4 separate regions of the Homo sapiens genome follow, and regions 1, 2 and 4 are each linked to region 3. A link is a loop called in an ENCODE intact Hi-C map of the cell type or tissue named here. Cell type or tissue: HepG2. All regions are shown on one strand. Region 1 has its middle 110 kb from the start of RELN. Region 2 has its middle 76 kb from the start of RELN. Region 3 holds the start of RELN (reelin). Region 4 overlaps ORC5 (origin recognition complex subunit 5).

Evidence for each region. Peaks named below come from ENCODE experiments on the same cell type or tissue, not always from the same donor. Only the 100,000 strongest peaks of a DNase experiment are listed, where the experiment ranks them.
Region 1: a loop joins it to region 3, with 6 times the contacts of the local background. A loop is called at or near these places in 4 of 110 quality-filtered maps.
Region 2: a loop joins it to region 3, with 3 times the contacts of the local background. A loop is called at or near these places in 2 of 110 quality-filtered maps.
Region 4: a loop joins it to region 3, with 3 times the contacts of the local background. A loop is called at or near these places in 6 of 110 quality-filtered maps.

What each region holds. Positions count from the first base shown.
Region 1 is chr7:104,093,336-104,101,335 of GRCh38, reverse strand. No RefSeq gene overlaps it. Among named protein-coding and RNA genes, the nearest start is that of RELN, 110 kb to the right of the region's middle. In HepG2, a CTCF peak has its summit at 4,435 (motif pointing right); a DNase peak (open chromatin) is centred at 4,445.
Region 2 is chr7:104,061,289-104,069,288 of GRCh38, reverse strand. No RefSeq gene overlaps it. Among named protein-coding and RNA genes, the nearest start is that of RELN, 76 kb to the right of the region's middle. In HepG2, no CTCF peak of the experiment used is centred here; a DNase peak (open chromatin) is centred at 4,118; H3K4me3 peaks cover 795 bases.
Region 3 is chr7:103,987,141-103,995,140 of GRCh38, reverse strand. RELN (reelin) reads left to right here and starts at 5,483. Exons shown (of 65, transcript NM_005045.4): 1 at 5,483-6,010. The coding sequence starts at 5,785. In HepG2, a CTCF peak has its summit at 4,938; DNase peaks (open chromatin) are centred at 5,020, 5,430 and 7,510; H3K4me3 peaks cover 3,864 bases.
Region 4 is chr7:104,152,199-104,160,198 of GRCh38, reverse strand. The region is part of intron 12 of ORC5 (origin recognition complex subunit 5); the gene reads left to right. Among named protein-coding and RNA genes, the nearest start is that of ORC5, 52 kb to the left of the region's middle. In HepG2, a CTCF peak has its summit at 3,234 (motif pointing right); a DNase peak (open chromatin) is centred at 3,238.

The DNA of each region.
Region 1 (8,000 bases), 110 kb before region 3:
GGCCCAAAGAGAGAGGCCTCTGGCAGCTCAAGGGCAGTCAGGGAATATTACTTTACTATTGCTGCTGTAACAAATCACAAAGCTAGTGGCTTAAAGCAATTACACAGCGGTAATATTACAGCTCTGGAGGTAAGAAGTCTGGAATGGGTTTCACTGAGCTGAAGATCAATGTGTTGGCAGGCCTGAGTTCCTTCTGGAGGCTCTAGGGGAGATGGTTTCCTTGCCTTTTCCAGCTTCTAGGAGCTGTCTGCATTCCCTGCTTTAGCCCCTTCCTTCATCTACAAACCCAGGAGCATAGCGTCTTCAAATCCCTATCTCTGGCCCCACTTCTGTCATCTTCTACCTCTTCTGTCTCTTCCTTTCCCTTGTAAGAACACTTGTAATTACATTGGGCCCACCAAGATAATCCCCCTATTTAAAAATACTTAATCACATTTGTAGAGTTGCTTTTGCCATTCATGGCAACATATTCACAGGTTTAGGAGAATAGGAGGTGGATGTTTTTTGGGGAGCCATTATTATGCTAACATATGCAGACTCTCTTCTTTGTTAAGGAGAAAAGTAACTAGATTCTAATACACCCAAGTTCATCAGGCACCTACCTTGGCCAGGCTCTGTGCAGGGGATACATAAATGCATGAGACCCCACCCTTGGCTGTAGGTGCTTCCTCTAGTGAAGGAGATGACCAGGATGCACACAGCCATGTTGCGTCCTGACCAAGGAAGTGCTGAGCGGGTTCAGGAAAGGAGGCCATCCCCACTAGAGGTTCTGGGGAGGCTTCACTGCAGCTGGTTGGGATGAGTGCTGTGATAGAGGCACACAGGGTGGAGGAGTGGGAAGGCCTAGAAGAAAGATGGTGACCTGTGACTTAGGTACTGAAGAACTGGTACGATTTGAAGGGAAAATGGTGAGCAAAAACTGGAGGGGGCAAGAAATGCTTTCTTCTTCAGGAAGAGTGCAGGTGGGGTCTAGTTGGCAGAGGAGCCTCACCAAACTGGGATTCCACCACTCATGTAGCAAGATACCTTTGTCTCCTGGTTTTGATCCTACTGTACTGTTTGTTAAAGTCTTCCCTCACTCGGCTCCAGGTTAAACTGTACTCATGGATCATTCCTGCATCCTCTCTTGGCTCCTTTTACTCTTGCATTAGTCTGTTCTCAGGCTGCTAATAAAGACATACCCGAGACTGGGTAATTTATAAAGAAAAAGAGGTTTAATAAACTCACGGTTCCCCATGGCTAGGGGAGGCCTCACAATGATGGCAGATGGCAAAGGAGGAACAAAGGCACACCTTATGTGGCAGCAGGCAAGAGAGCTTGTGCAGGGGAACTGCCCTTTATAAAACCATCAGATCTCATGAGACTTATTCACTATTACCAGAACAGCACAGGAAAAACCCACCCCCATGATTCAATCACCTCCCACCTGGTCCCTCCCATGACACATGGGGATTATGGGGGCTACAGTTCAAGATGAGGTTTGGGTGAGGACACAGCCCAACCATATCAACTCTCTTTTAATTTTCCCTATTATTTCTTCTCTCATCTCCACCCTCACTGTGCTGCAACGTGGTCTTGTAAGGCTCAAGTTGCTGGGATACTTCAGTCCCTGTCTATAGGGGAGAGGCACTTCTGCATTCAGGCATTCTGTTTTCTGGGTAACTGCCCCAGTCACTGTTAGCCCAGTATTTGGTAAGAGACACTGGGTATTAAGTGAAAGGGGCTTATTCCCAGCTGTAACCACACATAAGGAATTCAGGGAAGCCACCATTATGTATTACTTTATTAGCCCTTAAGTAAGTGTTGGTGCAGTGCTCCGAGTCCAACATTTCCAAGGAGTTGGCTTTTCAAATCAGCAGAATCAAAAAGAAATGGCCATGAAAGTAAAAAGGGGTGGAAAAGGAGCAAGAGAAAAAACTGGTTGTTGGGGATCTATATTTATAGTTTGTAGCTGTGTTGTCCAACATGGCGGCCACTAGCCACATGGATATTTAAACTTAAATAAATTGAAATTAAACTAAATTAGAAATTTAGTTCCTCAGTCTTACTAGCCACAGTTCAAGTCCTTGTGCAACCTGTGGCTAGTAGCTACCTGTTGGAGGGGTAATAATAGTACATTTTCATCCCTGCATAAAGTTCTATGGAACAGCACTGATCTATAGCAATGCTCTAAACTCCCCAACACCGTCTCATAAAACCCAAAGACTCCATCATTGTCACAACCAATTGCAATGGCTTTCAAGAAGATGATGTCTGCTGAGGGTTTATGGGAGACCTGTGGAGGTGCTCCTGGCATTTAACAGGTGGGACCAGGAATGCCAGCTGTTACACAATGCTCAGAACAGTCTCATACAATGAAAAATTGTCCTAGGTCCAATAAGACTTTTGAAAGTCCTATTAATTATGACCTGAGCCTAGATCCTCACTCCATTTTACACATAAACACAAATTTTTACAAGGTTTTACCACACACTGAATTAGCCCAGAATACAACATTTGAGTTGTTTCTATAATTTGATTATTATAAATGAAACTTCTATAAGCATCTCTATAAATAAATAAATAAAAGGGCCATTGGGAAATATTAGTTATCTAAAGGGGGCCTTCATTTCATAGAGTTGGGAACCCTAATGAGGTCCTGCAAAATAGACTCTTGGCTCCTCCCTCACCTCCCTTCCTGCCGCCTTCCACCTGCTTCCTGTGCTCCATCACACTGGTCTGTTGCTCTTTCTCAAGCTCAGCAAACAGGCATGGGCTTTGGTCCTTTGCCCTAGCTCTCTCCTGGTCTGGAACACTTTTCCTGGTGGCCCATTCCCTCCTTTCACTTAGGTCTCAGCCCAAACATCAGAGAGACCTTCCCTGATTCCCCTGACTGCAATGGCACCCCCACTTTGCTCTCTAGTCCTAAGTGTTTTATTTTTCCCCAGTCTTTCTCATTATCCACCTATTCTGTATCTGACAATTTGCTTATCTGTCCCCTTGGCTCACTCAGTGGCAGCTGGGACTTTGTCTTGTTCACCACTGCACCCAGTACAGCCTTGGGGCTCAACAAATCACCCTTGAAGGAAGGAAATAATCTTGAATTTCTCAAAGCACTCAGGGCATTGTGAATACACATAGCTTGGGTAGGTTTCGGATTTTTTTTTTTTTTTTTTTTTTTTGAGACGGAGTCTCGCTCTGTCGCCCAGGCTGGAGTGCAGTGGCGCGATCTCAGCTCACTGCAAGCTCCACCTCCCGGGTTCACGCCCTTCTCCTGCCTCAGCCTCCTGAGTAGCTGGGACTACAGGCCCCCGCCACCACGCCCGGCTAATTTTTTTGTATTTTTAGTAGAGATGGGGTTTCACCGTGTTGGCCAGGATGGTCTCCATCTCCTGACCTCGTGATTCACCCGCCTCGGCCTCCCAAAGTGCTGGGATTACAGGCGTGAGCCCCCGTGCCTGGCCAGGATTTTTGTTTTGTTTTGTTTTCTAAATTTGGGAAACCATTTTCTAGGTATTCATAATGCATTCTAAAAATATGATTCCTACCACTATCAACTTTCCTTTTACTAAACAACCCAATTTTTTGAGTTACTTGTTCTCCTTGGAATTTATCTCCAGTGATGCTGCTAAAAAAGCTTGGGTTTTGATATGTTGGGTCCCAATAATAGTTTGACAGTCTCCTTACTGCTTATAACCTGCAGTTCCCTACAGAGGCCTCCTCTTCACCACAGTCTCTGCCAAGTGGTTGTCATAGCATTAATTAAACTGGAAGAATAAAGGCATTGCATGTCATTTTCTATATTGGATGCCTTCATGTTATGGACATATCTCCATGGAGAATCCTGTACATAAACTGAAAACAAATGCTTGGTAACATCACACATCCTCAGTCAGGATATTTTTCAGAAGAGAAATTACAACACGTTAAAATGTGAACTCTTTTTGCATGTATCATATTTTTAAAATATCTAGAGAAATATGAGTTTACTACTTTCTTATTTCTAAATTATATTTCAACTTCCTCCCCCAAAACATTAAATGGTCGCATCTTTTTTATGGATACAATTCTTATTATTATTGTATCCAGGCAATAGACTCAACTGCTGTGAAATAAGAGAAATACATTGTTCACTTCATTCATACGTATTGATAAAATTTTAGATTTATTTTTAGATGTCCCCAGGTATTATACTTACAAATCGTATTAAGCTTGTTGTATTTTAAGAAATGTGTTTTTTAATAAGAGTGAACATAATAAAATATAAAGAGAAGAATAAGCAACTTTGGAAAGCTAAGGCTTTATCCTCACATTCCGAAGGTCAACTCACTGGGCTTCTGGAAAACTAGAATTTGCAAGAATTCCAAAGGAAGGCTCTGGAGGTCTCCTCCAGAAAGACACTGTGGACAGCACAATTAGCAAAGTGCATAGGACAACCCTGTTAAACTGAGGGCACGAGAGGGCGGTATTGAGAGTCTGGTAAGGGAACAATTGAAGAGTGAGCTTCAAAGTCAAGCCTAGACGTGCTCCTCAGTGTGTTTCTCCAACTGTCATTACTCGCCCACCATGCCACAAGAAAAGAAATTAAAAGTAAGTGTTCCAAATTTGTATAGCAATTTGACAGAGTAGTTACATTACTATTGAACCTAACACGCATACATTATATATTATCTTTAGTTTAATTATTTTTGTATGTGTATTTTTAAATTTTGGTATTCTAGAAATTCATCATTATTGTAACATATAAAAGTCTTGCTTCATGACAGATTGAATTTTTAAAATTTCTTCACCACAGATAATTTTAGGAGTACTGGTCGAAATTGAGTTGAACTTTGTAAATAAATCCATGTCCAAGGAGTCCATTCTCAGCATACCTGAATTTAGAGCACATGAGTACAGATTGTCCTTGGTTTGTATATTAGATGCATCCTGAAAAATCTGAGCTATCAAGTTGGAGATCAGATTATTTCTAAGGTATTTTTCTATCCTGGTTATGTGATTAATTTATTCATTTAATATGTGTTGTTAAATGTTCCAGATGATTAGAATAGACTAGCGAATAAAATAACAAAAATGGAGTTTACATTCTAGTGGAAGGAAACAAAGAACAAACAATAACCATAATTAAAAGTAAATTACACAAACGTAGAGCAGTAAGTCAATGATGGAAATATAAGAGGAGTACCGGAGTACCAGAGTCGGGGTGGTGTGTGTGTCGGGGGGGATGATTTAAAATACTGTGGTAAGGGTAAGCCTCATTGCGACAACTGAATAAAAGTTTAAGGATCAAGAGACATTAGTCATGTGGCTTTATGGAGGAAGGATGGTCCAGGCTAAGAGGAGAACTGGTACAAACGTCCTGGGGTAGTGTAGCTGAGAGGATGGGGGGTCTGAGAGCAGTAAGGAGGTCAGTGGAGTAGAACAGAGTGGTCAAGGAGAGGCGAGAGATGAGGCCAGAGAGGGAATATGAGCTCAGATCTCATATTGTAAGGACTTAGATTTTTACTCTGAGTGAGCATAGGACCTGGAATACAGGAGTAGTGCTCTTTAAAAGAATCAGTGGACTGCTGTGTCTAGAATACAGTACAGAGGGGGACCTAGTTAGGAGGCTATTCCCAGTGACAGATAATGATGGCAATGGTCTTGAGTGGTAGCAGGAGGGGTGGTGAGAAGTGGATAGAGTCCAGTCATATTTTCATGGTAGAGCTAAGGGGATTTCCTTATGTAGCATATAAGAAAAAAAAGGGAAATCAATTGTTTTGGCCTCACATCTTATTTTCTACCATAACTTCAAAGATGTTCTTCCTTGGAGAAACTTTTCCATCACGTGTGAAAACCACACTGAGGAGTCTGGATTTCAAATACTAGATTGTGGCCGCCTTCGGAACAGGCACTGTGTGTTTTCCCATCTCTAACTCCAACACAAGACATGACTCCAGGTACAAAACAGGCTCTTTATGGCATAAGAAAGATGTACTTTCATTCACACACAAGATACACACATGTAATTCTCCCATACATCCTTTAAGACACTAATCAGCAAATAACCTCAGCACCCTATCATCACTTACCCTCTATTAAGTATCTCTATCAATATCTATAGGGTATTGATTCTTTTCTTTACTTTTTTCTTTTCTTTTTTTTTTTTATTTTTTTTTGAGATAGAGTCTCACTCTGTTGCCCAGGCTGGAGGGCAGTGGTGCGATCTCGGCTCACTGCAACCTCCGCCTCCCAGGTTCAAGCGATTCTCCTGCTTTAGCCTCCTGAGTAGCTGGGATTACAGGCGCGTGCCACCACGTCTGGCTGATTTTTGTATTTTTAGTAGAGACGGGGTTTCACCATGTTGGTTAGGCTGGTCTCAAACTCCCGACCTCAGGTGATCCACCTGCCTCAGCATCCCAAAGTGCTGGGATTACAAGGGTGAGCCACAGTGACCGGCCAGGGTATTCCTATTCCATGGTTTTTACCTTAGAATGGGACTTGGATATTTGAGCTGCCATATTAGTTGTTTTTTCTGATTTTGTTGGAATTCTCAACTCAAAGAAGCACAAAGAACCTCTTTAGGAAGTTCCAGACATCATAAATCAAGCTTTCCTTTTATTTAACAATAAGCACCTTAGGTCTCTAAACGAACTTGCAGCCAGTCTATTATTCAGGACTTGGATGCTGAGGTAGGCTCATTGATCCTCACACGGAATCTACATGTTGAAGAGTTGATGGGATCAGTAGGCCTTTGATCTAGCACTCCATAAGATGTATTCATTCACATGCAAATTGGAGATTTAAAATTTTAGTTTCAACCATGCCTCTTGTGAAATCTGACCTCCAAAATGCTTTTTATCACAGGGCACTGACATTGGCAAACCCTGGCATTTTATACAAGAGGATCTTCTGGTTTTAAAACAGAATCCTATCCAAGAGCTGTAAAGACACAACTTATGGAGGGAGCTGTGCCAAGCACCTACCAGGCCCTCTTCATGCATGATCTCACTGATTCCAGCTCACTACCTTTGAGGCGTGCATTACCACCCCAAATGACAGACTGAATAGGCTTCAAGGTCCCCCAGCTAGTTGATGCAGCCAGGATTTAAACTCAGATTGTTTGATGCAAAGCTCTTGGATGTTCCCCATCTCAATACTCTGCCTCTTAATATTACATAACACTTGCCAAATGATGGTCACTTTCTGTCCCTTGAAAATCTAACATCCCCTTAGGGAAAAATCCCATGAAAAGAGGTACTAGGGCTATCTCTTCCAATTTCTATAGTTTACCAACCCTGGGCATTCATCTTGTCTGGACTAAACTTCAGCCAGTGTATTTTCAGCCAAGTCTCCAATTTAGGCAGCCAATGGGTAAGACACAAAAACCACGCTGTCAGAATCAGATGAAAAAGAAATACAGGGTGGGGATTCTTGGCATAATGATGAAGCAGGAGGTCCAGATCCCTTGCTGGTGTTTTAAGTGGTCTCCTGTTGACACTGAACAGGTAGCATCCCTCTGGCAGGGGACACAAGAGCAGCTTCTTCTCAGTGGACAGGCAATCACCACAAACCACCTTTTGGGTTCTTGGAGAGAAAGATGAATTTGCTGGAGCCAAAGCAAAACAACAGAGCAAAACTACATCCGCTCCACCTCAACATCTGAAATTGAATAGTACTTGGTGGTGGTACAAGGAGCACAAAAAATATTAAATCAGCGAAACTCAATTTGATTGACTGAAGGACTCAAAGTGGAACACCAAAAAGAATTGGTTGAAATGGTTTTGCTCGTCCTCTCTGTCCGTCCTCCACCCACATCTATCCTTCCTTTTATCTATTCTTTCCACCTGCTCAACCCTCAGCCACCGGAAGTGCCATGGGCCCACTACCCATAAGAAAACTCAGTGGGAAGGCAAGTAGGTAGAGCCTGTGGGCAGCACAGGTGTAGAGGCTTAGAGCTCCTGTCTCTTCTCATCCCAGAAGCAAGGACCGGTCAGAAAGAAAGATCCAGGGCAGTTGTGGGAGGAGGATCTGCAGACTCT
Region 2 (8,000 bases), 74 kb before region 3:
ACTTCTGGATGATTATGGATATAGTTTTTTTGTTTGTCTTGGCCAAGACAATCTAAACAAAAATAAATCTTACTATATATTTATCCTTTCTTTCCATATTTTGTTGCCTCCTTCTGTACTAATTTCTCTTCTTGCTAGAATACATACTCAAAGTGTTTTGTGAAAGAGAGTGTTGGTGTAGTAAACTTTCTGAGACATGTATACCTGATAATATTTTTATCTCATTGTTACATTTAAGTAATAGATTAGCTGATTATAAAATTCAAGGTTGAAAGTTGTTTTCCTTTGGTACTTTAAAAAGATTATATACTTGTCTTCTATTCGGTTTTGCAGTTGAGAAATCTGATTTTCTTTTTCTTTAATGTTTTACAATTTCACTTTAATGTATTTAGGGTGGGTTTTTTTTCTCTGCCCTTTTCAGCACTATAAATCCTGCCTTTCTGAAGTTTGTGATGTTTATTCAATTCTGAGAGACTCTTGATTATTATATCTTAAAGTGTATTTTGTTTCTTTGGTTTTAATCTGCATCTGGGGCGCCACCAGATAGATACTAACTTTTCTCCAATATTTCATTCTCTTCATCTTGTCATACTTTCCCAGCACCTTCTGGAAGAGTTCCTTGGCCTAATCTTCTAGTTCATTAATTTGTTCTTTGACTGTATCTATCCTGCTGTTAAATCCATTTGTTGTGTTAATTTCCATGGCAAATGTCCTATTGGCTATTTTTCATCATTGCTTTTTTTCCACCTTGTGTTTCTGATATACCCCCTTATCCCTGAATTTTCTGATTTATTTAAGTTTTTGTCTGTTTCTTTCATTTTGCTTATTTTTGGTGCAAGTTTTTCATTATTTGCTTTTATTTTATAGTGTTTGTGCTCACAAGATATCTCATTATTTGTCCCTTGGGATTATCTGCTAACTTGGTGTTCTGGAGATCTTCTGTTTACCCCTCCAGATCCCCTCTCCATTCTTCCTACCCTGCTCAGTGCTCCTGGAGGCTGACCTGTACAAACAACATCAATAAACCCCCTTGCTCTCTGCCTTCCCATTGGATTCAGCCACTGGGGAGCTCCAGGAGGAGAATATTGGGAGAGAAGAATGTGAAGTCAAGGGTATTTATTCTCTCACTTCTCTCCTTATGCTGTCAGCTGTGTCAATGATTAAAGATCAGAATTCCATCAAGACAGGCCTCTCCAAATGGCTTCCTTTTTTTTTGATTCTGATAGTACCTACTTCTCTGTCCCCTTTCAGGCCTGTAACTAGCACTTAGATACTGTGATATGCTGACTGCCTAACTGTAAATAGTCTTATTATTAAAATGGTCCCATCGTCTCCCTGGGACCATGACTAGTATATTCAGTTAGTAATGTCTACCTGGAGAGAGGAGCAAAAACTTCTTTGACCCTGGCTACTTCTTCACCAGGTTAGTTAGGAGACAGGGAGTGTTATACCAAGTGATTCAGGGGGACTGCCTTATGGTGGAGAGGCCCTTGTGTTAAAACACAAGATTAAGCTACCCCTGTATGCATTTTCTCCACCTTCAGAGTTTAGTTTCTCTTCCCAGGAATAGCTTTTATCCAACGATACTATCATTGCTCAAACTATAGGATAGTTTGAGGAGGAGCAAGATTCTCAGGTACCTGCTAGCCCATCTACACTTTTGTTATTTGTTACTTAGCTCTGCAGCTTTGGACACTCTTAGGATATTATCCTTCTGATCCTGTGATTATAGCAGAGAAGGCAGTGATCTTCCCAGGGCAATGCTGGGGAGACAAAACAACACAACTAAAAAATTATCTGCCAGCCTATCCTCATTCAGGGCTTTAGAGAGCTTCTCATTATCTACCCTACCCTAGACCCAACTACCTTCTATTTCTCAAAGAGTTTCTCACAGTTTCTTAATTTTTAACATTTTCAGTGCCAGCTCTGAGCTTTTCATCAGCGTCTCTTAAGTTTGGTTTGGGGAAGAGAACCATAAATGGGATTCCTTGAACCTGTAATTGAACATGTTACTCAAATAGATACCTATCTTTTGGTTCACATTGACGTTAGTATTTACTAGAAACATAATGGCTTGCCCAGGAAAGCCTCCCACCTGCCATTGATTTATGGGCTGATAATAAACAATGTCAACCTACAGAGGTCATCCAATCTATTCCCCTAGAAAAGTCTGCACAGACACTATCACAAAGGGACATACAGAAGATCTCTGCCTAAGGTGAGAAAGTATCTTATGCTTATTATATCTACGACTAATTTAATATTATAATGGAAGTTTCAATGCACCAACCAGGTCCCCCTTTAGGAGTGAAGGATTTATCTGTTGGGAGTGCTGCCAGCAGAGAGCCTTCAGCTGTCAGCCCTTATGGGGAATTGCCTTAGCTAAAGATATGAGAGAGTATTATTAATATTATTACTATTGCTATCACAAGGGAGGAAGAAAGGAGGAAATTACACATAGTTTCTACTTTGGGGTAGCTCAAAGTCTTGTTAGGAAGACAATTCATAAATAAAAAGAAGTATAATTGAGAATACAAGACAATATGTGTTAAATCACAAGGATGGGCCAGCCACAGTTATGGTATTTTTGAGAATTTGGAGAAATATACATGATTTTTTTTGGTCAAGGTTAGTCATGGAAGAGTCTACATGAAGGAGGTATTTGTAAAGGATCTTGAGGTTGAATGGAATTAGCCAGGGTATATTGCAAATATGATTAATCTGGAGATTTCTTAACTCTACCAGATGTCATCTATCCTATTGCAAATAAAATGGATATGTATTTGGGAGAATTCATCCATGCAACAACCATGGGAGCAGCCAAATAATAGCTGAATACTATGTTTTTTGTTTGTTTGTTTGTTTGTTTGTTTTTGAGACGGAGTTTCACTCTTGTTGCCTAGGCTGGAGTGCAATGGCACGATCTTGGCTCACTGCAACCTCTGCCTCCCAGGCAATTCTCCTGCCTTAGCCTCTCAAGTAGCTGGAATTACAGGCATGTACCACCACACCCAGCTAATTTTTGTATTTTTTTTAGTAGAGATGGGGTTTCACCATGTTGATCAGGCTGGTCTCGAACTCCTGACCTCAGGTGATCTGCCCATCTTGGCCTCCCAAAGTGCTGGGATTACAGATGTGAGCCACTGCACCCAGCCCTGAATACTATTTTTTAAATGCCTACTCATCTTTACCTATACTATGAGATAGGTATTATTATTATTATTATTATTATTATTCCCAGCTTCCATATAAGGAAGGGAGGTACAGAATGGTTAAGTGACTTGCCCAAGATTATACAGCCAGTAGGTCCTTGTGTTGGGTTCTAAAGCCAGGAAGTTGATCTAAAGCCAGGGGCCAGAGCCTGTTCTCCTGTTTCCAAGCAGGTACTGCTTTCCTCTGGGACACCAAGGGATGACAATTGGGTTGAATTTGTTTATGAAGCAATAGCTTTGGATAAGCTACTATACTATGCCTCTGGGAAGAGGAGCTTGTTTATCATTTCTCATATTTTTTACAAATGCAGTTTTTACAGCAGCTTGAGTTATATCCTGAGTACAAGAAACAGGTGCTCATTAGACCTCCAGGCTGGTGTCTAACTTTCACTTTGCAGTTGCTGTAAGGGGTAGAGAAGATGAACAGCACTAAGTGTTTGCTATGGAAACCTGGACATTATTTATATTCATGTAGAGTCCATTAATGCAAGTTTCTTTAACTTTGTGTTTATGAAATAGGCAAATGCTTCTGGGTGTAGAAGGGCAAAAGAGAAGAAAGTAGTATATCTTTAAAACAAAAGACAAAACCCAGAAGCAATAGAAAAACATCTCCTGCTCTTTCTTTTTATGGTAGTCTTTGAAGCACATGTGCACAGATTGCCTTACCGTTTTTAGTGAAAGTTAATAAAAGACATTTATTTTGGAGATGGGACAATATGTTACCTGATGGCTGAACTATCTTGAGTTCCACCTTTGTGACTTTAATGCACAGAGAATGTGTGGTATTGTGAGATGTCTGAACAGAACTCATCCAGTTTGCACAGAGATAAATGAACTTTTACAAACATGGGGAGATCTATGTATTGATCCAAGGGATTCCTGAAGTCACTGATTCATTTTAATGACTTTTCTTTGGTTATGTGTCCACTACCATTCACTTGAGGGTAAACATGGGATCAAAGTTCTGACTCTCCCAGGATTAATAATTTTCTTCTTTATCTGCATCAAAGTTCTTTGATATACCAAAACTTTCTTTTTCAGTTGAACTTACTGTATGTTTAGATTTCAATCAATCGTAGTAAATATTGACTTGAAAGGTCATTGCTTACCTGAGAGAAAAAGGTTATCATTAGAAAAATTCCCATTTGCCAAGTTTTCACTCTACTTTCCATAAAAAAGGCTTATTTAAAAATATTATTAATTTGAGGAAAAAATGGCCAAAATTCTTTCATTGTTTTACTTTCTTATTTCAAAATATTTAGAAATAAGTATTTCCTGATTCTACATGTGTTTTATTTTTAGCACAGTTATTGTGAACATAGATTTTGGAGTCATAAAGACCTGAGCTGATCTGTGGTTCTGACATCTTTTCATTTCCCAATAATTATTGTATATATTATTGTATATGCCTAATGATTCGTTGCCTTAACCATTCTGTGCCTCTCTCCCTTATCTGGAAGTTGGCAATAATAATAATACCTATCTCATAGAGTTGTTGTAAGGATGAGGAGGCATGAGTAGAAGCTGGCAAGATACCAATCTCTATAAAAGGAGATAATGACCTACCTTTTGTGGTGGTTTCAGTTTCAAAAGATATAATCAACATAAAGAATTTAGTTAACTGGCTAGCCATATGTAGAAAGCTGAAACTGGATCCCTTCCTTACACCTTATACAAAAACTAATTCAAGATGGATTAAAGACTTAAATGTTAGACCTAAAACCATAAAATCTCTAGAAGAAAACCTAGGCAATACCATTCAGGACATAGGCATGGGCAAGTATTTCATGTCTAAAATACCAAAAGCAATGGCAACAAAAGCCAAAATTGACAAATGGGATCTAATTAAACTAAAGAGCTTCTGCACAGCAAAAGAAACTACCATCAGAGTGAACAGGCAACCTACAGAATGGGAGAAAATTTTTGCAATCTACTCATCTGACAAAGGGCTAATATTCAGAATCTACAAAGAACTCAAACAAACTTACAAGAAAAAAACAAACCACCCCATCAACAAGTGGGTGAAGGATATGAACAGACACTTCTCAAAAGAAGACATTTATGCAGCCAATAGACAATGAAAAAATGCTCATCATCCCTGGCCATCAGAGAAATGCAAATCAAAACCACAATGAGATACCATCTCACACCAGTTAGAATGGCAGTCATTAAAAAGTCAGGAAACAACAGGTGCTGGAGAGGATGTGGAGAAATAGGAACACTTTTACACTGTTGGTGGGACTGTAAGCTAGTTCAACGATTGTGGAAGACAGTGTGGCGATTCCTCAAGGATCTAGAACTAGAAATACCATTTGACCCAGCCATCCCATTACTGGGTATATACCCAAAGGATTATAAACCATGCTGCTATAAAGACACATGCACACGTATGTTTACTGCGGCACTATTCACAATAACAAAGACTTGGAACCAACCCAAATGTCCATCAGTGATAGACTGGATTAAGAAAATGTGGCACATATACACCATGGAATACTATGCAGCCATAAGAAATGATGAGTTCATGTCCTTTGTAGGGACATGGATGAAGCTGGAAACCATCATTCTCAGCAAACTATCACAAGGACAAAAAATCAAACACCGCATGTTCTCACTCATAGGTGGGAATTGAACAATGAGAACACCTGGACACAGGAAGGGGAACATTACACACCAGTGCCTGTCATTTGGTGGGGGCAGGGGGGAGGGATAGCATTAGGAGATATACCTAATGTAAATGACGAGTTAATGGGTGCAGTACACCAACATGGCACATGTATACATATGTAACAAACCTGCACGTTGTGCATATGTACCCTATAACTTAAAGTATAATAAAATAAAAATAAAATTTTAAAAATAGAGGCATAGACCAGCCGAAAAATATAAAGCTGGCCATGCTCACAAATTAAAAAAAAAAAAAAGAATTTAGTTCAGTGCCTGGCACATAAGTACTCAATAAACATTAGCTATGCTGTTGTAATATTCAAAAACCTATACATGTATGCAAATTATGGTATGTGTGTTTGCATAATCTAAAAACTTTGCTACAGATTACAGAATCCAGATGTGAGTAGGCTCAGCAGTTTTCTTAAAAGATCAGTATATCTTTAAAATCCTTGGAGATGTCATTTATATAGAGATATCAAACATTTTTTAAAAATTAAGCATGCTCACCAAGTCAGCTTGACTTTGTACTTTAAAATGTTGAATATATATATGTTCACTTTAAAATGTATATTCATAGTTTGCAATGCCCAATGTGGTTAAAAATAACATGTAAAAATAAGTAATAATTGAAATGATAATATATGCTAAATGAAAATGCACATGTGTGTGCATGTGTGCGTATAAATGTGACCATCAGTATTGCAAATAGGGAATCAGAGGCTGTCAATTAGTAGTGATGGCCTCTTTTTAGTTACTGGCAACTGGGAAAGTGCATTGCAGAATCACCTTTATATGTTTTTTCAAAATTCTGATGGCTGGGCTCCATCTAGGACTTGGTGAATCCAGATTTTCAGGAATGCAAATGGGATTCAAATAAAATATTTGTACTTTTTTTTGGAGACAGGATCTCACTCTGCTGCCCACACTGGAGTGCAGTGGCCTGATCTGGGCTCACTGCAACCTCCGCCTCCCAGGCTCAAGTGATCCTCCCACTTCTGCCTCCTGAGTAGCTGGGACTATAGGCACATGCCACCACACCTGGCTGATTTTTGTATTTTTGGTGGAGACAGTTTCACCATGCTGACTAGGCTGGTCATAAACTCCTGAGCTCAAACGATCCTCCTGCCTTGGCCTCCCAAAGTGCTTCAAGCATGAGCCACTGCATCCAGCCAATATTTGCACTTTTAATGCTGCCATCTGGCCATAAAGAACTAGAAAACTGGGGGAAATACAAGAAACTATGGTTTTCAGACATTGGCTAACAGGCCAAGCAAGAATGAGATACATGAACGAAGGCAAAAAAAAAACGAGATGAGCCTTTCAGTTGCTCCAGCTTACTGCCTGGTGGCTGTTTATAGGTCTTAGCTCAGGAAGGGGGAATCCAAACAGAGCTTAAGGGTCTCTGTCTTGGTCCATTCTTGCTGCTATACCAAAATACCTTAGAATGGATAATTTATAATCAATAAAAATTTATTTCTCATAGTTCTAGAGACTGGGAAGTCCAAGATCTAGGCACCAACAAATTCAGTATCTGGTGAAGGTCCATTGCTCACAGATGATATCTTCTTGCTACATCCTCATGTGGGGAATGGACAACAGGACTCCCTCAAGCCTGTTTATAAGGACATTAATCCCCTTCACTGTTCACAACAGCAAAGACTTGCAACCAACCCACATGTCCATCAATGATAGACCAGATCTAGAACTAGAAATACCATTTGACCCAGCCATCCCATTACTGGGTATATACCCAAAGGATGATAAATCATGCTACTATAAAGACACATGCACATGTATGTTTATTGCGGCACTATTCACAATAGTTGTGATTTTTGTTCTTTTACATTTGCTGAGGAGTGCTTTACTTCCAATTCTGTGGTCAATTTTAGAATCAGTGCGATATGGTGCTGAGAAGAATGTATATTCTGTTGATTTGGGGTGGAGAGTTCTGTAGATGTCTATTAGGTCTGCTTGGTCCAGAGCTGAGTTCAAGTCCTGGATATCCTTGTTAACCTTCTGTCTCATTGATCTGTCTAATATTGACAGTGGGGAGTTAAAGTCTCCCATTATTTTTGTGTGGGAGTATAAGTCTCTTTTTAGGTCTCTAAGGACTTGCTT
Region 3 (8,000 bases):
CTGTAATACTGTGCTGTAGACAATAACATTAAAATATTGTGTTGGATATTATTTAAACCCTGGAGAAAAAGTATTAGAAAATGTTTCTTCAACTTATTTTGGCATTCTTCAACTCTTTCCTTTAATTATTCATTCAGATCATGTTACTTCCTGACCCAAGTCTCCCCAGCACATTAATGTGATCTAGTCTCTGCCTGCTTCTCTGACCTCATCTCGTACCCATACCACTCTTTCCTTTTCTTTCATTTTACTTACTTTATGACGATGGTGATTTTTTAGAGACAGGGTCTCACTCTGTTGCCCAGGCTGGAATACAGTGATGCAATCATAGTTCACTGCAACCTTGAACTCCTGGGCTCAGGCAATCCTCCTACTTCAGCCTCCCAAGTAGCTGGGACTACAAGCATGCACCCCCATGCCTGGCTAATTTTAAAATCTTTTGTAGAAATAGGGTCTCGCTATGTTTCTCAGGCCAGCCTCAGACTCCTGGCCTCAAGTGATCCTCCTGCCTCAGCCTCCCAAAGTGCTGGGATTACAGGCATGAGCCACTGTGCCCAGCCTCACTCTTCCCTTTTCTTGCTATCTTTCCTAAGCCTTGGACATCTCAAGCATAGCCCTGCTTCAGGGCCTTTATATTATCTGATCTCTCCAGCTGAACTGCTCTTTCCCCCACATGTTAACATGATGGACTCTTCCGTATTAATGAAGTGTTAGCTCCAATTACACTCTTTCAGAGAAGCTTTCCCTGACTCTCCAATCTACAGTAGCCTCCCTGCCCTAGACACTCTCTACCACATCATCTGGTTTTATTTCTTCATAGCATTTACCAGTGTCAGAAATAATCTTGTTTATTGTATGAGTTTACTGTCTGTCCCCAGCACTAGATTGTAGATGCCAAACGGGTGGGCACTGTATTAGCTTTATTCACTGAGTCCACTGCATCCAGCAGTTTGGCACATAGGAGGTGTCTGATAAATACTGATTGAATGAATGTGTTGGTGACTGGGCATTCATTCACATTTTCAATGTAGAACAGTGCTGTCTAATAGGACTTTCTGCAGTAATGGGATAATCTGTAAGTCTGCACTTACTGTCCAGTACAGACAGTGCAGCCTTACAGATTATCCCATTACTAGCCACCCTTAGCTATTGGATACTGGAAATGTGGTTAATGTGACTGAAGAACTTATTTTTAAATTTAATTTGATTTGAATTTAAATAGCTACCTGGGGACTAGGACACTATATCGGATAGTGCTGGTCTAGAGGACATAATTTAGGATGAGGGATCAGGAAAGATCTCTCAGATGCAAAAATGTGTGAGAGAAGACTTGGAGCATGAGTTGCTATAGCCAAGTAAGAAGTGAGGTGAGGGAGAGGAGGGTGGAAGATGTGTGGTTAGGCCACAGGAAACAGGAAGGGCATTCCAGAGAGAAGCAGGGGCAGGGAAAATCCCAGGAAGTGGAGAAACTTTAAAAAAAGGGATTTTTAGTGTTGAGGAATCAGATTCTGTTTCAGAAATCTTACAATATAATGACTTTGTGTTGTCCCATAGTTTATCTCATCATGGTATTTCAATCTGGGGTGGCAATAAGTAACATGTTCCGGCAGGACGTACGTAACAGAGCCAACTCCCTAATATCCCACCTTTCTCAGTGCAATTTCATTTGCAAAAGGCTTACTGATCTTTAGGGTCTATTTTTGTGTGTTTTTTTTTTTGATTTTTGTTTTTTGCTTAGGAGCCTCAATTTTATCATACAGTACCATGTCTTATGAGTAATAGATTTTATAAGTTTATTAGCTGCTATTGGGTTTGCTCTCATGTGGCCTTTTATTACCATTTTAGAGTCTAATAAGTCAACTGATTTCAGTTTGTTCACCCTCTTCATATTTATATTTACATATTTTTTGATTTTATAAACTTTGTTTGATTTTTACATGGTAAATAAGAATAGTGACTCACTTTCCCACATATACCAAAATGTTTAATGCTTCATCTCAAAAAATATCAATGGAAGGCAGATGAGTGAATTCTTGCAACCTTAAAATATAATTTAATGTCTTCTTTGTATTTCATATGGATGAATCACCTCCCAATAATTTAAAAGCTATGTATCTGATATATGTATATATATACATGTATATATAGAGAGATATAGCAGATATATATATATATATATATACACACACATAGCAAATATATATATATATATGAATTTAATTCCCATCGTGTTATGATTATTCAAATACTGGGCAATAATTTCCACTTATCAAGAAGAAGTGGATTTATCTTCTAAGAATACTTAGTTTAATTCTTTTGGTAGACTAATTACTATTTCAAAACTCTTTTAATTAAAAATAAATCTCATTCCATTTTAAACTCCCTTTCCCACAAGCCTATTCATTTTCACCTGACATCACCTTTTATTTTTTGCAGATGTTTTTGATGTAAACCATTTTTTCTGGAAAAGCACTTCTCTATTTTTCTATTAGTTCGGAAGGTTTTTGGATTTTGCAGACCCAATATTCTTGGAGATACTTATTATGGCTCACTAAATAGAAACGAGGTGTAAGGGTTAGCACACGAATTGGGAAACAGGAAGTTTTGCTATCTAACCTGGGTTTCCACCTTATTGCGTGATTTCAAGTAAGTTGCTCACTAAGAAGATGCTACTCTCGGTTCAATGGATTTTATATATGATTTATGTATTTTTCTGATTTTCTAAAGGTTATTTAAAAGTTTTTAATGACTAGTTGAACTGGCCTAATCAAAAAAAGTGTCAGAGATGAAACAAATATGAACTTGAGCCTCTACAAGGTATTCATGTTAGTTCTAAGGACTGCAGACTGGAGTGTACCAACTTTTACTCCCCTCTTGACCAGCTCAACACCACTCAGGACATTATTTAAAAACAGTCTTTGTGTCTGTTACTGAACAACTGCAGGGCTGTAGCCAGAAATATGAGCTTGCTTCATGGCTAACAGTATAAAAGTTATTCAAATGTAATAGCAAAGCAAAGTGGTAAAAATTAAGGAAGCACAATAAAGGGGAAGATTGAAAAATAAACTTGGTCACATAAATTGAATGTTAAGAAAGCCATGTCGAGAGATACGAGAAAGAATATTTCTCTGAGAGTGCACTACACAATGGAAAGAAGGGGACTTCCTGGGAATTGAGGACCTTATATGAATTAAATTCCAATCATGTCCTGGACCAAGTGTCAGCGCTTACTAAAGACAGTTTATTTAAGCAGCGACCTTGGCATCAAGCATGGCCAGACTTGATCCCAAGCTCCTTTAACTTCTATGAATCTCAACTTTCTTCTCTTTAAAAATGAAGATAATTATACCTACTTTGCAGGCTAATATAAGGATTAAATGAGGTATTCTGACACTGGATGAAGAATAATTATTCCCCCATCCCTCTAACAACACCAACATGCATTCTTTAGAGGCGATTTGCAGTGGTTAGTGTGTCAAAATCAGACTGCCTGGGTTCAAGTCACAGCACTCACTAGCTGTGTGACCTTGGACAAGTTACTTAACCTCCCTGTGCTGTTTCATCATAGTAAAATGAAGCTATCAATGGTACTTTTCCCACAGTATTGTTATGAGGAATAAGGGAGTTAGTATGTATAGTACTTAGGACGGTGCTCAGTGCATAGTAACTAAACATTTTAAAAGTGTAAGCCAAAAACATTAAATAGTTTTGGATTCTTTCTACAAGTGATTAATTTTGTCTTTGGCTATATTCACATGACTGGACAGGAAGGCAGTAACAGCCTTGTTAGCTGTGGGCGAGTATCTCCTAATTCTGTTTGGGGCAACACCACCTGCTCCAGCTAGGGCTGTCGACTGTGGCAGGGCAGTGCAGGACAAGAGCCTCTGAGGCCAGCCAGTCTGCCCTGCATCCAGCCTTTGTCACTGACTTTGGGCAAGTTATCAACATTTCTGAGTGCCTCCTCCCTTGTGAAATAGGGATATTTTTTGCCTCTCCAGTTGGTGTTAGGATTAAAAAGCTAAAGTACGTCTAGCCCCACAGCCTGCACCCCGCAGAGCTACAGTGTAGCAATTGTTACCACATCATATATATATATATGCACATACATATATGTATACACTGTATATTATTTATATGGCAGTTAAGCCTCTGGGGATTTTGAAGTAAGGGAAACAAGAAGCCAGCTAGAAATGGGCCCTTTCTACCTGTCATTCGGTCTCAGTAAGAGGAAGAAAAACAATTTCTTCCTTTTGCAACGAAGTGATTACAGAGGTCTCCCCTTGGACCCTGATTTTCACCGCCCCTCGCCCCACAAATGCAGGCAAAGGCACTATCCCTTCCAATTTTATAATCTACTCATTTCTGTACGTGCGGGTTTATCTGGCTTGGTGGCAAGCCAAGGGTGGGTGGGGAGAGGCATTAAAACCTGGCAACCCCGCTCCCCCATCTCCGGATGCCGCAGGGCTCCTGCCAGCCGTCCTCGGTTAAAAACGTGCTTATGGATTATTTCACTTCCCTGCAGTTCATGTGCAGCCGCTCATTACCACCCGCTTCAATCACCGCTGCCAGCATCTCCCCTGAACGTTTTTCCCTCCCCCGATTTCAGGGCCATTGGTCATAACCGACATTTAAAGGAAATAAACACTGATTTAAAAAATTACAACACCCATCTCTGCCTGAAGAGCCCAGAAGCAATGAATAACAGAACAGTCCGGCGAAGAGAGCCTGTCGGATCTTAGCTCCGCCAGCCCTTCCTGCCTTACAATTCCCCACAACCGAGCAGCACAAATCACCATTTCCAGGCACCACTCGAGTCTGCCAATTCCACTTTCGCTTAATCTCATTTTAAAATCCTCTACAGATGAGGCTCTGTCGCTGCCGCGAGGGGCCGGGCGGCCGCGGCGGGAGGGACAGGGGGCCTGGGTGGGAAGGGAGCGCGAGGGCCCCTAGCGGTTCGCGGCCTCGGGCGGATTCCCAGAACGAGTGCGGGCCGCCCGGACTGGCAGACTGCGAGCCCCGAGGGGCGCGGGACGCAGCCGGCTCAGACAAAGAAACCGGCGCCAGCGGCCGTCCCTGCCGCCCCTCTCCTTCCCTCACGCATCCTCCCAGGAAAAACAGGGCACACTGACGGCCAAAGGGGCTGGCCTTCCCCTTCAGACAGCTGGACGGGAGGTGCCCTCTGCGGGGCTTTGACGTCCCTCGCAGAAGAGTCGCGGGCTCAGCGGTCCTCGACAGCGTCCCCGTCCCGCTCCCCGGCGGGCGCCCCTCCCTGTCCTCCCGGGTGCGAACCGGGCGCTGGCCGGGGACTCCGGGGACGCGTGCGCCCCTCGCCGCGCGAGGTGCCGCCGAGCCAGCCCGAGAGGGCGGGGGGCGGGCGGGGCGGCGCGCGGGGGCGGGGGAGCGGCCGGGACACGTGTGGCGGCGGCGGGGGGGACGCGGCGCCCGGGGCTTTAAGAAGGTGTGGAGCGGGGCGGGCGCTTTCCCAGGCCTGGCCGAGGGGCGTCGCGCAGAGGCGGCGGCGGCGCACGGAGGCGGCAGACGACGCGCTCTCGGCGCCCGCAGCCCCGGTCCCGCGCTCCCGCGGCCCAAAGTAACTTTGGGAGCCGCCGTCTCCCGCGGAACTTCTCGGCGGGGGCCCGCTCCCAGGCCCGCTCCCGAGCCCGTTCCGCTCCCGTCCGCCTTCTTCTCGCCTTCTCTCCGCGTGGCTCCTCCGTCCCGGCGTCTCCAAAACTGAATGAGCGAGCGGCGCGTAGGGCGCGCGGCGGCGGCGGCGGCGGCGGCGGCATGGAGCGCAGTGGCTGGGCCCGGCAGACTTTCCTCCTAGCGCTGTTGCTGGGGGCGACGCTGAGGGCGCGCGCGGCGGCTGGCTATTACCCCCGCTTTTCGCCCTTCTTTTTCCTGTGCACCCACCACGGGGAGCTGGAAGGGGATGGGGAGCAGGGCGAGGTGCTCATTTCCCTGCATATTGCGGGCAACCCCACCTACTACGTTCCGGGACAAGAATACCATGGTAGGTACCGCAGCACCTCCGCGCTCGCCGCCGCCGGGTGCGCCCGCCAGCGCACCTTTCTCATCCCTTTCCTTCTTCCAAGGGGCCTTGGAAACAAGAACCATGACAACCCTGGCCCCAGCGATGCGCTTGGTCCAGGGAGCGAGAATAAAGTTAGTGGAGAATGGAGTCACAAGTTGGGATTCATTCTCCATGTCCCCACTCCCCGAACGCATCTCCTGGTAATGAGCTGGTGCTTGTGCTAAACGCCTGAGAATTCTTGGAGGCCGGTGTCTTTCCCCCTCACTCCCCGTACTTACCGCAGGCACTTTAAATTGAACCTGCGCATTTTGTTTCTTTACTCCTAGGACTTGGATTTCAGACCTTTGTCCTGCTCCCGGTCCCCCCAGATGGGTCCCCGGGGGGGCGTTGGGGGCTGTCGCTGGGCTTTGCGGGCAGGCTGGTGACAGATTGAAGCGCCCAGGTCTGTGGCTGCCCCGCGCCGCTCGACCGCAAAGTTCCCGCTGCTCACCAGCCAGGAGTCCCTGGCATTTCATTCAGTGTCATACAGCCCTCCTGAAAGGGAGCGGCTGCTTCCAGCTCCCTATTCTTTTGAAAGTGTGATTTAATATGTCAGTAATTGATGATTTTTCTGATTCCTGCCTTACTTTTACATGGTGCTTCTTGTTAGAATTATCTTTGTGATGTTTATTAATGACTTTGTATTTTATCTGCACAGCTTTAATTTCCAGGTAGAGGCTGGAATCCCTTATAATTTAGAGGTATCTTAAAAATGGAATCATTATGCAGCCCTGCATCAAAAATAAACATTACAGAAGAAATAAAATTTAGCTCCAAGAAATATAATATTATGTAGTACATGTATTTTAAGCTAGTACATCGAGTATGTGGAAAAATAAAAAATGTCTCTTTTCTGTATTTCTTCTGGGACTTCTGAACATTTCATGCCTATAGAGCTTTTAAGCAGCGACAGGCACTATTTAATTAGAATTTCAACCCCAAAATATTTATACCCAACCAAATAGAAACCATTGTCCAGTAGGCTCCTGTTAATAGTTTCTATCTCTAATAGGCTAACAATCATTGGCATGGCGGGAGATAATCTACGGGGTGCTAGCACTTAAGATAGACAAGCATTTAAAAATTGTAAGAATCCTTAAGATTTTTCTGTTTTTAAAAAAACCTTGATATCTATTATAAAATATTTAGCCTAAATAAACGTCTCCTAGAGGTTTTAAACAGTGCTTTTACAACTTCCTTGTGGCATGGTGGCAGCCTTGTCTGTAAAGCAGAAGTTTAATTTGGTGGAATTTTAGAAATAATTTTGGAAAATTAATGTTCTGTAACTAGTCCCTTTTTAGATAAAAGTGCTTACTACGCCCTCTTCCCAAGAACAATCTAGTGCTTTTCTGAGATAATGAGAATCTTTAAGTGGAAGGAGCAGCTACTGTGATGGCAACCAGACCTAACCCAAAGCCTGATTGACAGCCTGCTGCTCCGTGCGACTCTTAGCAAAAGTTCTTGCCCGGTATGATCTCTCAGTGAGAACGGTGGGTAAGTGAGTGAGGCTGGTCTCAAAGGCGTGACTGTCAGGTTATGATGGAAGACCATGTGATGATACAAAGCTTTATTATTATTTTTTCTGTTTTCCACATCCTTTGGAAGGTCTCGATATTGAAAACTTAACTAAAAACACCAAAATATCATACACCCTTTGGTTTTGCTCCCTTGCACCCTTGAATAGCAAATGCAAGTCACCTTAAGACTCACCATAATCACATATCTAAGTCTGAAAAGGAATGGATAACATAGAGTAGAAATAAAGTGTAAATACTTCAAGTTGGACATTGCGGAGGAGAATCTCAATTTCCACCTCTTTTCCACCACCAGAAAAGGTAGAGAAATTGTATTATGTAAGTTATGAAAGGTCAAATTATTATAAGCTTTGAGAATTGTGTCAGATTTTAAATTTCTGTTATCTATTTTATTA
Region 4 (8,000 bases), 170 kb before region 3:
ATATAATCTCAATTTTCTCAACATTGAATTTAGATAGTTTTTATAAAAGTCAGCATGTATAGAAAATTGTATCTACATTTATTGTGTTCTTGAAGAAACTCAGTTCACTCAGTTACTAGGCTACATAAATAGTTAGCTATATAGGTAGATAGCTACCTAGATAGGTAGGTAGATCACTAATGCTGATAACTTTAAAAAAGTAATTCAGTTTTAATTTGTGTTACAGGGATTTTTCCCATGTATTTTCTAAAAAAGCTTTGTCTGAAATTGGATTTTAATAAAACTTTACCTTTTATTAATAGCTTTCTACATACAACATAGGAATTTTTTGTTTTGTGTTTACTGTTGCGGTAACTCTAGATTAGCAGGTATTTTGAATTATCAGGTCTTTATTATAAGCAATGGAGCCTTACATTAAGTCAGAGAGATTAAACAACTTTTACAATATGATGCAATGAGTAAACCTTTGAGATTTAAAGCCTAGGGAAGTGAGACAGACAGTGCTTTTGAACAGAGCAGAAACATGTTTGCATCACATGTGATTGTACTTCTCAGGTGCCCACAAATTACCTGTGTGAGGGGCACAGTGAAGGATAGTACATGTTTTTTCTTTCAATGAGCTTATAACTTATTCTAGGGCATTAAAATGTATACATGAAAATACTTTTTTTTTTTTTTGGCTTTCTCTACAAGTTTATTTATTTTATTTTATTTTATTATTATTATACTTTAAGTTTTAGGGTACATGTGCACAATGTGCAGGTTAGTTACATATGTATACATGTGCCATGCTGGTGTGCTGCACCCATTAACTCGTCATTTAGCATTAGGTATATCTCCTAATGCTATCCCTCCCCCCTCCCCCCACCCCACAACAGTCCCCAGAGTGTGATGTTCCCCTTCCTGTGTCCATGTGTTCTCATTGTTCAATTCCCACCTATGAGTGAGAACATGCGGTGTTTGGTTTTTTGTCCTTGTGATAGTTTACTGAGAATGATGATTTCAAATTTCATCCATGTCCCTACAGAGGACATGAACTCATCATTTTTTATGGCTGCATAGTATTCCATGGTGTATATGTGCCACATTTTCTTAATCCAGTCTATCATTGTTGGACATTTGGGTTGGTTCCAAGTCTTTGCTATTGTGAATAGTGCCGTAATAAACGTACTTGTGCATGTGTCTTTATAACAGCGTGATTTATAGTCCTTTGGGTATATACCCAGGATTGCGATGGCTGGGTCAAATGATATTTCTAGTTCTAGATCCTGAGGAATCGCCGCACTGACTTCCACATTGGTTGAACTAGTTTACAGTCCCACCAACAGTGTAAAAGTGTTCCTATTTCTCCACATCCTCTCCAGCACCTGTTGTTTCCTGACTTTTTAATGATCGCCATTCTAACTGGTGTGAGATGGTATCTCATTGTGGTTTTGATTTGCATTTCTCTGATGGCCAGTGATGATGAGCATTTTTTCATGTGTGTTTTGGCTGCATAAATGTCTTCTTTTGAGAAGTGTCTGTTCATATCCTTCGCCCACTTTTTGATGGGGTTGTTTGTTTATTTTTTTGTAAATTTGTTTGAGTTCATTGTAGATTCTGGATATTAGCCCTTTGTTAGATGAGTAGGTTGTGAAAATTTTCTCCCATTTTGTAGGTTGCCTGTTCACTCTGATGGTAGTTTGTTTTGCTGTGCAGAAGCTCTTTAGTTTAATTAGATCCCATTTGTCAATTTTGGCTTTTGTTACCATTGCTTTTGGTGTTTTAGACATGAAGTCCTTGCCCATGCCTATGTCCTGAATGGTATTGCCTAGGTTTTCTTCTAGGGTTTTTATGGTTTTAGGTCTAACGTTTAAGTCTTTAATCCATGTTGAATTAATTTTTGTATAAGGTGTAAGGAAGGGATCCAGTTTCAGCTTTCTACATATGGCTAGCCAGTTTTCCCAGCACCATTTATTAAATACTTTCTTAAGGCTGTAAATGAATGCTAGATAGTGCTTCTGAGAAGTTTAGAGCAGAAAGAGATCAATTCTAGATTGGGCAGGTTGAAAGAGTTCACAGAAGATGAAAAATGAGGCTTGGCTGTGGAGAATGAGTAGGAGTTTTTGTTTTTTAAATATTTCTCATTTACATAAGTGATACATGTTTATTATACAGAAATGTATAAATGGGTAAATAGAGAAATAATAGTTTAAAATCACCTGATATCTTATTTCCAAAGGATAGAGTTAAGGTTAGAGATTCAGAAAGAAAGGTTAATATGATCTGAAGAAAGGTTTGAAAAGCAAGGCATACCTGTGAACTGTCACCCTGGTTTGGTTGGAATTGAATGGGGTTATATTGTAGTGGTAGTTGTCATTGTAGTTGTGATTGTAATAGTAGCATCATAGTAACACTACTGCCACCACATGCCACACCTTACTATTGGTACCTTACATATTGTTCTTTACATTCGTAGAGCATTTTCTGTTTTTAGAAATAAACTCTTCAGCAATTTTATCCTCTGGGGAAAATATATGGCAATTAAAAACAATGGGAGGCTTCTGATTTAGAGATTTACTAGCTGCTCTGAGCCATTGACTATGATGAACAATGTCCGCAGTCTTCGTGGTTATAGCAGTGCCAGTAATATTACACAGTTAAGAAAACAACTTGGCCCAAAATGTATCTTTGTCTGTTAATGAAGTTAAATTTTTTTCAAACTTGACAATTGTAGTTGCTGATCTTTTTATTCTTTATCTCTTCTAATTAACATTTTATAATCAAAATGATAAATTTGTATATTTAAAGTATTGCTATACATGAATTTAGGTGAATTTAATAGCAAGTCATTTAGGAACACAATCTTAGTTATTCTCATTGGGTATACAAAGGGTCGGGGAGTAGGTAGAGATAGATGCAACTAGTTCTAAGGAGTTGATCTTTACTTTTGCTTGGTCAGTAAAGTATCCAAGAAAATCTAATAACATATATATTGTGTTCCAGAACAAAATGTGGCAAGAATCTCATCCAAAGAGTATTTCTCCCACATGCCTTATATTTTCTTCTTCCCATTGACTCCCAGTGACCTTTTCTAGTTTTCTTCTTTCTCCTTTTATTCTTCTATCAAAATTATACTCTTAACCATGGGAATGGCAGTTTGTATTTAACCTACATACACTTAATTTTTTAAGTGAAAAACAGAAATACGTTTGTTTTCAAAGTGCTTATTTGGTACGAACACTAGATGGCAATGTTTTTGCATTCTGGCTTTAAGATGAGCCAGGCAAACAGACCTTTTACCTGTTAATACTGTCTGTGATATCTAGAGAAATTTGTTAACATATTGGGTCATTTGAATGGAAATAAACTTGCTGAAAAATGTAATTATAAACATGTATGTGTGTATTTACACTTTTATGAAAATGTAAATAAAATTGGCAATGAATTATATTTCGTACCTGGAGGTAAATTGCTTTTTATTAGTTATAATGTGTCTATATGAGATGATCATGTATTATTTTTGTATTCACCTGTTTTAAGAATTTATTTTATAGTGATATGCTATTTTTATAGCTGGATTTACTGACTAAATAATTGTTTAAACTTATTTTGTGTATAAATTGATCATGTATGATATAGACATTCAGAATTCTCCTGAAGCAAAAGTTTATTTCCATTGTATTTCAAATCTAATCTATTCTATAATGAAGTTATAAAAATAGTAACTCAAGGACTCTTTAAAGTTTATTAAAATTCCAATTGAGAATAATAAATTTATAATAGTACTAGCAGCAATATTGTATTGTAGTTGGCATTATTCTGAATTTCTTCATTCTCTATTGAATTTTAAATAAAATTCTATTCATTAGTCTCACAAGTAAGTGAAGAGAATAGTAGCACATTTAACATTTTATGTTAATGTTCAGATTTATTGAACTTAAATATGACTTTAAATTTTTTTTTAGATTATTATTTTAGTCTTACCTGGTTTTTACCTTTAGTACAATTTTGCAGTCATTATCTTGGGTCATTTTTAAAATTTTCATTCCAGTAAGATAAATGTAGCCCTTCTATGTATGCCTGAACTTCATGGGTGACAAAGCATTAATTCTGGTATTTCATTCTTTTCTCCTTTCCTTTCTGCTCTCATCATAAGATAGAATGGAATACATGCAGTAAATGGGTAAAGTTTATAGGTATTCTTTCTAAATTTTTAATTTGATCAGTTATGATTTTGAAGACCATTTGTCAGCTTTTAAAGAAATAGTATTGTCTTTTTTTCCAGAAATATATTAAAGCCAAGTTATGCTTTTTAATTCTTTTTTTCTTAAAAGAAAAAAATATGGGAATTTCCGAATTATCTGTTTCATTCTTTTTATAGTTCTATGTCTCCTCTTACTCATTCTTACCTCCCCTACCCAAATACTCTTGTAGTTAGGTCAGAGCAATAGGAGTACAGTTCTTTAAGATTATCAGAGATACCACTTATTTTAAAATCTCAAAGCCATATTGCTTTATTTTTTTCCCAGAGAATAAAATTGCTGGAGAGTTTATTTCTAAAATCATTGGTATAGGTTTCTAAAGTGACTTGTAAAAGGAATATGTTTTAATTTTCATTGATCTGCTTCGATCAATTTGCATTTTGGAAAATAATTTTTGAAAGTAGTTTACTATAATTCTGCCATTTAAAAGGTTTTATTTTAATAATATTACTATATTATAAAATAATGTATTCTGAATTAATACCAAGAAACAGCTGAAAGATTAGAAAAGGAGCATAGTTCTTTTTAAAAAATAGTTCTGTGTACCATATTGACAAGTTGGATTTTTCCATAATTAATACCTAATTTCTGAGTGGTTTCATACTTAGTTGTACATAATAAAAAATTTAGAGTGTTTTTGCAAATTTATTTTCATTTATAAGAACATAAACATTTTGTAGCATAGTTTAATATACAAATATATACCTTTTCTGTTTGTACCTTCTCTGCTTATGAACTCATGTCATGATACTATGGATACACTTGGAGTTATTTGTTACATCGATTTAACTTATTGGTCATGAATCAACAATCGTTTCTTACGGAGGTTTTATTTATTGTAATAGCATTTAGACAACCTTACTACTCATTTAGGTGTTGTTTTATAAGATATGTAGGATATATCCAAACCAATTGTTTTTCTCAAATGAATTTATCATCAGTCAGAAAGCAGAATGATAATTTAGTTGTTTCATCTATGAAAATTTTTTTTTTAGCAAATACTTCATCTGTAATTCACCATAGCTGTAGGAAGATGTTTTTGCTATACTGTACTTGTTAAGGTAGCTAACGTTTTATTACACCAAAAATAGATTTTGGCATATTTCTTCAAATACAGGTAGATATGTGGTAAATTTATATAGTTTTCAGTTTTCTAAAGAGGAGACGTTGTTAATTTTTATTTAATTCTAAAACGTTTATAAATAAAAATATTTTAATCTAATTCACATTTCAAGTTCAAAGTCAGTGTTTATTTTTTTTCCATGGTTGGAATTAAATTTATCTTTCTCTGCTTAAAATTTCATTTAACAAATATTTACTAAGTGTCTACTATGTTTCAGGCATTGTCTTGGATAAAGAGAATACAGAAATGAAGATGTGTCTGTGGATTCCACAGCCCTTCATTTGTGCTGGTGCAGCCACCAGATTCTATTTTATATGTTTAGAGTTAATGGTGTATATATGTATTTACTGTGAAGACATATATGTGCTGAAGGAACTAATACTTAAATACTTAAAGTGAATACTAATAAGTACTTAAAGTGAATAAATAAGAGTTTTTTACTTAAGTAGTTCTTAATATTTTATAACTTAGATATTTAAGTGTTTTCTACTGAGTCATAACAAACCTGTTTGTTGAATATTTCCTTCTGACATGCCTTGAACTTAGTGTTTGAAGCAATGATTGATATTTATAACTAAATTTTGTTAATACCCAATTAAATTTAGTTATGACATTGGTGTCAGACAATCTCAAGACTTGGAACTTAAGTTATGGAGAAGTAATCAGTATATTGTATATGGCCTAGTATATACAGTCTGAGTGGCTTTTCTTAAAAAGTTACATGGCTATATTTGAAATACTTCATAATGGAAAATTATACTCATGTCCTTTTTTAATATACATTATTTCAAACTGCTTTTATAGATTTTTAACCAAAAGCACTTTAAATAAATTTTATGAAGACTTTATGATAAAATTTCTTTACCTTAAAAGTTAATTTGCATATTACATAATATTTATATTTCTACAAAAAGTAGCTACATTCATTAAACGCTAGTCAGATAACACTAGAAATCTAGTAGATAAAAATATCTAATCCATTTATTGATCAGGTAACAATTTGAATTTTGTAGACATAAAGAGTAACATCCTAAAATCTAGCTGTAAGATATTTATATAAATTGATTTGAGTGTGGGCATTATCTTTATAGACATTAAACTTGGTGACTAAAAGGGACAGTTTTCCTTAAAATTCCATGGATACTAAATTATTAGAAACGTGAAGAGCTCTTCCTTTGCAATTTCTCTGCATTTCATTTGTCCTGTGCCAGCATTCCAGTGTTTCTGTAATATTTGACTGTAATGCTTGATGCTATTAAGGTAAGTTATGTAAATCATAGAAAATAGCTTGAATGCTAACATTTCCTAATAATCTTACTATGTTTTTTTCTTAACAACAACTGAGATTGTGAGACATTGCATTCCAAGATGGTAAAGGAGCCTTACTTAATGCCTACTTCGCTGATGAAGAGGTCAGCAGGGATGCTATTTAATAGAGGCCGGCTCTTTTCTAGATTCTAAGAGCATCACCGCCATGATGCTCAGTCTCCACTGGTGCAGTAAATGAGATTCTCAAATCTCCTACTACCCCTGGTGTGGACATATTACTGTTCTGCCATCAGACCACTCTGCAGTAGATACCTACTTCAGGAGATTTTTTAAAAAACTGCTTTGGGATGTTTCATGTTTGCAAAGAGTAAAGTTAACCTATGATTTTTACTAGCTGTACTACTGTTGTAAGGAATACCAGTATTAATTATTACCAAGGATACTAAAAAGCACAGCATATTTTATTTTACTGCGCAGGGATAAAAGATTGTTTTTCTTGTTCTCATATGTAAAAGAACAGTGTTTTCCCCTGCTATTTTCTTATCTTCTCTAAATCTGCCATTAAATTTCTTAGTGTAATCACTTTGCCTTTGTGAATGTATAATTGCAGCAGTGGGCATTTTTACTGAACTCTAGAAAAATGAAACCAGTGCCTAAGGGTGACATATAAAAAACTGCCTAAGGGATTTAAAAAATTGCATAAATTATGCTTTCTACTTTTGTATAAAATAATACATTGGTACTTTATTTTTGTGGGCAATATTTTATAACTACCTTTCTCAAAGATTAGTGTTACTTCCAATAAGTTTACTAAATGTATATCCTTTATTCACATTTTTGGGGGAAATATATTAAACCCCAATAAATTTTATTTAACTTGGCAGATTTTTAGCTGACAACACACAAAAAAGTTTGTATGGATATGTGCTTGCAAATGCATGTTTAAGAGATTCCATACTACTAATATATAGTGACTATATAGGCAAATTTGTGCATTAGATAGAACTTAATGACTAGATTGTTTAAATGAGAAGAGTTTTAATAAGAACAGATAGGAGATAAATGATTTAGAAAAAAATCTTCGTTGTGGAAATGTGTGGTACATTTAAAAATACTTCTGGCTGGGCATGATGGGTCATGCCTGTAATCCCAGCGCTTTGAGAGACTGGGGTAGGAGGATCATTTGCACCCAGGAGTTCGAGACCTGCCTGGGCAACATAGTGAGACCCTGTATCTACAATAAATAAATTAGCTGCGTGTGGTGGTGCGTGATTGTAATCCCAGCCACTCTGAAGGCTGAGGTGGGAGGATCACTTGAGTCAGGAGGTCAAGACTACAGTGGGCTGTGATTGTACCACTGCACT